3 separate regions of the Mus musculus genome follow, and regions 2 and 3 are each linked to region 1. The links are chromatin loops, found by intact Hi-C in ENCODE. Cell type or tissue: heart. All regions are shown on one strand. Region 1 holds the start of Stmn1 (stathmin 1). Region 2 overlaps Gm42325 (a long non-coding RNA gene). Region 3 has its middle 5.4 kb from the start of Pafah2.

Region 1 (2,500 bases):
CTGAGCAGGTGCTTTGGGGAAATGACCACCTCGTGGGGACACAGCTTTGGTCAGCAGAGAGAAGAGGTTCTTAGACAGACAGGGTCACGCTAATTTCCTTTGTGTCTCTGCTATAGTTTTGCTTTATCCCGGCCAGAGGGAACCGTGACCTTGTGGCTCCTTTTGTTTACATTCTCAAAGTGAGCCCAGCCCCGCTCTAGGGAGCACGTGCTTTCAGAACAAAAGGAGCAAAGTGTATCTAGAACTGCCATCGCTCTTCCCTTCCCTTTCCTGTCACCGCAAGGCTTTAGCAGTCCAGATGGAGTCTGCCTTTAAGCTTAGTGGCTTTGTTAAACCCAAGATCAGATTCCAGAGCCTCCCGCTGTCCTGCCTAGATCCCAGTGTTTCCAGCTCGGGAGGCTGAAGGGTAGAATGCAAGTGGCCAAGGGAAGAACCACGCCCGTAATCTGCCAGTAGGAAATGGGTTAGGGACTGCGTTGTTGCGCTACAGGTGACAAGCTGCCGTGTGTCCGTGATAGGACACCGAGGGTAGAGGATCGTGCAGGGGCGTGGAGTGGCACTATCTTGTCACAGGGTTTCGGGCGTTTTAGGCGACCGGGAGGGGTATGGCATCAAAAGGGATATTGCTTAGGGAGCCAAATAAACTCCTATGGCTGGGTAGAGGTAGAGTCCAGTCGGTCGAGGTCTAAAAGAAGTAGGTTAGGACCGACCCCTCCCCTGCTCCTCACCTCGCCCTGCAGTTTTCCTAAAGAGAGTCCCATAACCGATTCAGTCCTGCGGCCGCAGCCAAATGCTCTTCCGATCAGAGACACCCCACCCACCCACGCTAGTCCCGGCTAACACCTAGAGAGACCCCCCACCAGGAGTGCCCCACCCCTAGCATTGTCCTCCTGCCCCCCTGGCCCGGACTACAATTCCCGAAATGCTTCTCTCCAGAGAGGCGGTGCTCTCCAGGCTTCGGGGCGGGACTGGCACGTGCCGTCACCCGCAGCCAATGCGGAGCGCCTGGTCTGGGTCACGTGCCGCTGTTTGGCGCTTTTGTGCGCGCCCAGGTCTGTTGGTGCTCAGAGTGTGGCCAGGCGGCTCGGACCGAGCAGGTGGGTGCAGGCTTGGCTTAGGCGGAGGCTACGGCGGGCTGGGGAGCAGCCGGGAACGCGGCGGGTCCCCCAGCCGGGCACAGGAGATGGGCGGAGACCCCGAGCCCCAGCGGGTGGGGGGCGTTGGTCTTTTGTGTGGAGCTCGGGCGGAGCCTTGGCTTTTGTCCCTATTCCCTGGAGATGCGGGCTGGAGGGGAGGGGGCGCGGCCAGCGCTGGGCTTTAGCCCGGGTGCGAGCGTGGAGACAATAGGAGGCGTGAGCCGTCCTCTGCATCTACCGCCCGGCGGGCGCGGCTGTTCGGGGGGTCCCCATTGTCTGAAGGAGAGCGAGGCTGGGGGCGCTCGTGCTGCTGAGGGGCGGCGCCCGCCCGGTCTCCCGGGGCTTCGGGGCGGTGGTCCCGGACAGCTCTGGGCACTCCGTCAGTGGGTGAAGGCCGTGCGACCGAGCCCTCTACAGCCACCCCAGGGCTGCGTGTCCGCGAGGTGTTTTTGGCGGGAGTTGGGGGGCAGACGGCCGCGCGCTGCCAGCCCGAGAGGGGCGGGGCCACCCCGGAGGACCGTTGGCCCCGCCCATTCTGTCGCTGCCCACGCGCGCGGGCTCCCGAGCGTGGAGAGGTTCGCGGAGATTCGAAAAGGCGCGGGGAGCCGAGGGGCGGGGCCAGGGGCCGGAGCGTAGGGCGTGTTCTGATTGGCCCGGGCCGCCAGCCTGCCCGCCTGGGCCAGGACCACGCCCATGCTGTGTAGTCTGCTGCGTTGGGTGCTCTGCTACAGATAAATGCATTTTTTTTCGTTGCTTCGTTTTTGCAGTGTCTAGTGTTTGGAACCTTTAGTCATACGCTTCGGGGCTAAAAGAATGGTGATCTTTTTAAAAAAAATACTCGAGAACTGTTGAAAAAAATGTTTGCGACATAAGGCATCAAATGTGACAAACCTCAGGCGGGTGTGGTGGCGCTTGTCTGTAATCTCAACACTCAGAAGCTGCCCCCCCCCCCCGCCCATGTATGCATCGAACATGGAACCCAGGGCTTTGCAAATGTTAAGTGTTAACCCAGTGGGCTAAACCCCACCCCTCTACCCTGAGGAGGCTGAGGCAAGAGGATTGTAATTTTACAGCCAGCCTGGATTAAGTAGACCCTGCCCTCAAAAGAAACCTAGAGGTTCATACAACTTCATTTTCTCACTGTGAGGCTAGTAGCTTAAACCCTAGGAACAATAGGACTTGAATATCATTGGCTGCCAGCTTGGGTGTTATTCACCGTGGCAGACACAGACAAAGCAGGGGTGGGTATTTCAATTGCACAATGAGTTGTAGACAGAATTAAGATGGCTCCGATCTCATTGTTGGGTTGAATCTGGAATATCTTATGTTGGGCAGGACAAAAACATTAAGGGACGGAATTCTTC
Region 2 (2,500 bases), 210 kb before region 1:
CTTTGGGTTTTGCAGTACTGAAACTTCTGGTCCTCTTAAGGCTCCTCACGCTTTTCTTTTTTACTGAAGGTGTGTGCTCCTGTCTGTGTGTGACAATGCTCACAGCAGCGTAGGTGAGCTCAGAGGCCAGAAGAGGGCACCAGAGCTGGAGTTACTGATGGTTGTGAGTCCCCTGATGTGGGTGCTGCAAACGGAACTCTGGTCCTCTGCAAGAGCAGCGTGTTCTCCTAACTGACATCTTTAGCCCAGAACCCCATACTTGTCCATAGGAGTTGCATTGAACTACAAAGCTATGGCTGCCTCTTGTGTCCAAAGAGTGAAGAAAGGAGTCTTGACACCCCATCTTACCAGGCATCGTTGACTCTGGTTCTAAGTCGGGAATGCAGCCTCTGGGACTCAGCAGGGATGAGGAGGAATCTGTGGGGATCCTGGGTGCTTCTTGGAGTCCTGTGTTGATAACTGGTCATTGTAAACAGACATGTCATGTAACTCTGGCAGCAGCAGGGAATGGGAGCCAGGTACTCGGGCACTCTGACAGCATGAGGGCCTGCACTGTGCCACCCTGGGAGCCATGGAGGCTTGGAGAAGTTGTGAGGGGAGAGCTGGGAGGAGGGAGAGGGGCTGGGGCTGGGTCCTCCCACAATCCTTTGCTTCCCTCGGGAAGAGCCAGCAGCATCTGCAGCAACTTCTCTCTCAGTGCAGATGGTGGTGTGATCGGGACCAGTTTTCAAGGGAGGACTTGCCATCCACACATGGCCAGGCCCCTTAGCAACGTTACCTTCTCTAAGTCCACCGAGGCTGCTGCCGAGGTCACTCGCTGCCCAGAACAGCCTGTATTTGATGACCAGAGAAAGTGGGGTACAAAAGTCAAGCCACTTGATGTCCCTTCCTGCCCTCAAACAGACCGGGGCTGCAGCTCACTGGTAGAGCACTTACTAGCATGGATGAGAAAACAAAAACAAACAAACAAACAAACAAACAAACAAACAAAAACAAGCCGGGCGTGGTGGCGCACGCCTTTAATCCCAGCACAGGGATTAAAATCCCAGGCAGGCGGATTTCTGAGTTCGAAGCCAGCCTGGTCTACAAAGTGAGTTCCAGGACAGCCAGGGCTACACCGAGAAACCCTGTCTCGAAAAACAAAAACAAACAAACAAACTAGCGTGGATGAGGCGCTGGGCTCAGTCACCAGCATCCAAACAGACGAAAAGGAGCTGGGGATGAGCCTTCGTGGGATGAGTGAGCTAGATGCAGATCACGCTGCTCCCCTTTGGAGGTTTAAGATGCAGAGCGCCTGCCCCTGCATCTCAATTGACCATCAGGAGATAGCATCGCCCAAGTCTTGGTTAACCACACATGATAAATTGCCACCATAATAATATTGCTTCCAACGTTAACAAACCAGACCTGACAAAATCCACAGGCAAATTCGTGCAACTGGAGCGGTGCAGAAACTCTCCGGGGAGTGGTTTGTGCCTGAACACCCTGAAAGTGTAGGGTTATCCAAGCTTGTCCACCAGGGGGCAGGCTGCACCAGGCAGGACACCTTCCTGATTCCTCTTCAACTTCCCGGTCTTTTCCAGGACTTCCAGAGCTCTTGAGTCTGCCCACATGGCTGCCTGGACAGACATCCTTGATGTCCTAAGCCACCTGGAAGGGTTTAGACAGTTCTTTATGTGGATGCCGGGTGTCCAGTAAAGGTAGTTAACCACCACCACCAACAAGGCTGGGAACCTCTATCAGTGTTCCTTCTGGGAGATTAGGAGATGGCTTTACATCATATGTTGTTGTGATCAGTTAATCCCTGACATTTATTAAGCTCTTGAGGAGTGCTATCGTGTGACAAGACTTTCTTGGGAACATGCAACACACACATCTACTTGTCCCAAATAACGAGCCCACGGAGGATCAAAGTACAAATACCGCCAAAGTCCACCTTGGGGAACCTGTGGGTTTTACTGGAGTTGTTACATGAATATGGGTGAGGGGTCATTTACAGGAGCTGAAGTGACTCAAAGACAGCCCCATCACCAAAGCCCACCACAACATGGCTGTGAACCTGGAGCACACCACACAGCTTGCAGGCAGTTCAACAGGTTGGAGAGCATCCTTTCCAGGTTGCCTTAATGGGTCTAAACCTCTTCAAGGCAGCTCAGCTGGTTTCTGCTTCTTTCAAGCAGATGGACTGGTCTCAGAGTTCTCTTTGCAACTTGGCTGGTCTGAGAGTGACTCTCAGAAACTTGGCTTGTCTACTCTTAAGAAGAGGCTTAGTGAATCTGCTCAGTTTCAGGAACTTCCTGAAGCTATTTGAATTGTTTAAAGAGCTTCCCTGTAGGATGTAATGTTTGTCTGAGCAGGAACTGCTACAGAATATGTGCCAAGGTTGATACTGGGGGACCATCATCAGGCAGGCAAGATGGTACACACCTTTAATTCCAGCACTTGAGAGTCTGAGGCAGAAGGATTGTGAGTATGAGATCAGCACAGATTCTATAGCAAG
Region 3 (2,500 bases), 71 kb before region 1:
TGGGAATTGTAGTGCTATGGATGACAAGGAGCCATGCTGCATCCTGGGACTTGTAGTGATAACACTTAGAAGCAGGAGATGAGTTTAAGTTCGCACGTTAAGTGAAAGAACTACTACTCCCAGAAGGCCACGGGCTCCTGGGCGGTGTCGGGTTTTAGTCGAGTAACCCTTCTGAGGTTACTTTTCAATGATCAGCGTGACTGGGTAAGTTTGATTGACCGAAGCTCCAATTCTTAACTGAGCTCTCCAAAGACTTTTTCATCTTCCAGCGTGGGCCCTCTTTGTGTCTCAGTGCCAGAATCTGCGCGTTAATCTTTGCTCTTCATCGTCTCTGTTTCCTATTCAGATCAGTCCTGTCAGAATCCACCCCGCACCTAAGCCCTTTCAGGGTCATCGAGGACTGTCACTCCCTCACCTGAGATTCCTGCCCTGACCCTGCCTCACTTCCCTGGGAGAGGGCAGCTTTGTGCCCTTCACACTGCGCTCCACTCTTCGCTGTCCTGTTTTACATACTGGTGGAGGAAGACACCCAAATTCTTCCTCGCAGTACTGTGAACTTGAAGTGCAGCAAAGAACTCTGCCTCACTCTCCCTGACCTTGGGCGAATAACACAGGCTCTCTGGGACACACTCCTCCTCCTCCTCCTCCTCCTCCTCCTCCTCCTCCTCCTGCTCCTGCTCCTTCCCCCTCCTCCTCCTCCTCCTTCCCCCTCCTCCTCCTCCCCCATCCCCCTTTCCTCTTCTTCCTCTTCCTCGTCTCCTTTTCACTTTTCCTCCTCCTCCTCTTCTTCCTGTTCCTCCTCCTCTTCTCCTCTTCCTTCTCTTCCTTCTCCTCTTTTCCTGTTCCTCCTCCTCCTCTTCTTTTATATTTCCGTGTATGAAAGTACTTTGTAAACTGTAAGGCCTCCAAAACCAACAGAGGTTCTCTTTGTGCCATTTGTTGCTGCCCTAGAACCTTCCTATCAGGTGGCTTTTCTAGTTTTACCGCCTCGTTGCTCAATCCCGTCCCTGGAGTTCTTGGTGTCCTCATCTAAAACCAGGTTATTTCTTCACTTCCTCCAAAGTCCAAAGATCAAATAGGCCCCAAGCCCACAGCCTGCAGAGAGCTTTGTCTGAAAGGAATCCCAAGAGGGGTGCTTGCCCTGGACTCTGGCCACAGGGCTGGCAGAGGGACAGAGCTGCTCGCTAGGGGCAGGAATGCAGCAGCCTAGCGTGCTCCGATGAAAGCCCTGTTTTTTCCCTTTGGGCTCTCCCGGGCCTCTTTTCAGTGGACCTTGGTAGGTGTGTCTCAGGCATGAAAATCCTGGGAGAGAAGAATTCATTTTGCCAAAGGATCTATGCCAGAAATAATAGAAGACCTCAGTTGGGTATGTTGTTGAAAGAGCACCAGGATTGCTGAATAGTTGCTGATGTTCGTACAAGTAATTACAATGTACCAGGTCTTAGGCTGTATCAGTTTTGTCCTTTAAACTTTACTTATGAATGTCCCTGTTTTACGTTTATGAAAGTCAGACTTGGAGCGGGTCATATAGTTCGTTAAAAGAATTAGTTAATAGCTGCCTTACGGAGTCATAATGTCTTCAGCATGTCAGATATTTTACACACAGAGTCTTCAACCTCATGAGTAGCTGTGAATGATGGGTTTAGAGTTTAAGGCATTTGTTGACGATCTCACTGCGGTGGCTGGCTAGATTGCTCAGTGGGTAAAGGTGCTGTCATGCCTGGTGACCTGAGTTCTAGTCCAGGAACCCACATGATGGAAGGAGAGAACCAACTTTTGCAGATTGTTCTCTGACCTCCACATGGGAGCCATGGCACACTCTTCAATAAATAAATAAATTGTGTGTGTGCGTGTGTGTGTGTGTGTGTGTGTGTGTGCATGTGTGTGCGTGTGTGTGTGTGCGTGTGCGTGTGTGCGTGCGTGCATGTGTGTGTGTGTGCACGCGTGTGTGTGTATGTGTGTGTGTGTGCGTGCGCGCGCGTGTGTGTGTGCGTGCGTGTGTGCATGTGCGTGTGCATGTGTGCGTGTGTGTGCGCATGTGTGTGTGTGCGTGTGTGTGTGTGTGCGTGCGTGTGTGCATGTGTGTGTGTGTGTGTGTGTGTGCGTGTGTGTGTAGCAGAGATCGAATACAAAGTCACCTAAACTTCTCTTTTCCTTCTATAATATAGAGCCTTATTTTGAATAATTATGACAGATTAAAAAATAACTGAGCTAGGGCCCTGGAGAGATGGCTCAGCAGTTAAGAGCACTGGCTGCTCTTCCAGAGGACCCAGGTTCAGTTCCCAGCACCCACGTGGCAGCTCATAACTGCCTGTAACTCCAGTTCCAGGGCTCTGGCGCCTTCACAGACACACAGACAGAACATGAATGCACATAAAAAAGTAACTGAGTTGGATACTGTGGGACACACCTATAATCCTGCCACTTGAGAGGCGGATAAGGAGATCTTGAATTGGGGGGCCTGCTTGGGCTACACAGAGAGAGCCTATCTTAGAACAAC

What was found. Peaks named below come from ENCODE experiments on the same cell type or tissue, not always from the same donor. Only the 100,000 strongest peaks of a DNase experiment are listed, where the experiment ranks them.
Region 2: a loop joins it to region 1, with 1.8 times the contacts of the local background. A loop is called at or near these places in 5 of 42 quality-filtered maps.
Region 3: a loop joins it to region 1, with 5 times the contacts of the local background. A loop is called at or near these places in 38 of 42 quality-filtered maps.

What each region holds. Positions count from the first base shown.
Region 1 is chr4:134,467,333-134,469,832 of GRCm38, forward strand. It overlaps Stmn1 (stathmin 1), which reads left to right and starts at 988. Exons shown (of 5, transcript NM_019641.4): 1 at 988-1,097. In heart, no CTCF peak of the experiment used is centred here; DNase peaks (open chromatin) are centred at 439, 999 and 1,719; H3K4me3 peaks cover 2,500 bases; H3K27ac peaks cover 2,469 bases.
Region 2 is chr4:134,261,844-134,264,343 of GRCm38, forward strand. The region is part of intron 2 of Gm42325 (a long non-coding RNA gene); the gene reads left to right. It also overlaps a transcript of Grrp1 not described here. Among named protein-coding and RNA genes, the nearest start is that of Gm42325, 6.3 kb to the left of the region's middle. In heart, a CTCF peak has its summit at 1,524 (motif pointing right); a DNase peak (open chromatin) is centred at 1,528.
Region 3 is chr4:134,396,221-134,398,720 of GRCm38, forward strand. It overlaps a transcript of Pafah2 not described here. Among named protein-coding and RNA genes, the nearest start is that of Pafah2, 5.4 kb to the right of the region's middle. In heart, a CTCF peak has its summit at 1,185; DNase peaks (open chromatin) are centred at 21 and 1,071; H3K4me3 peaks cover 1,403 bases; H3K27ac peaks cover 1,288 bases.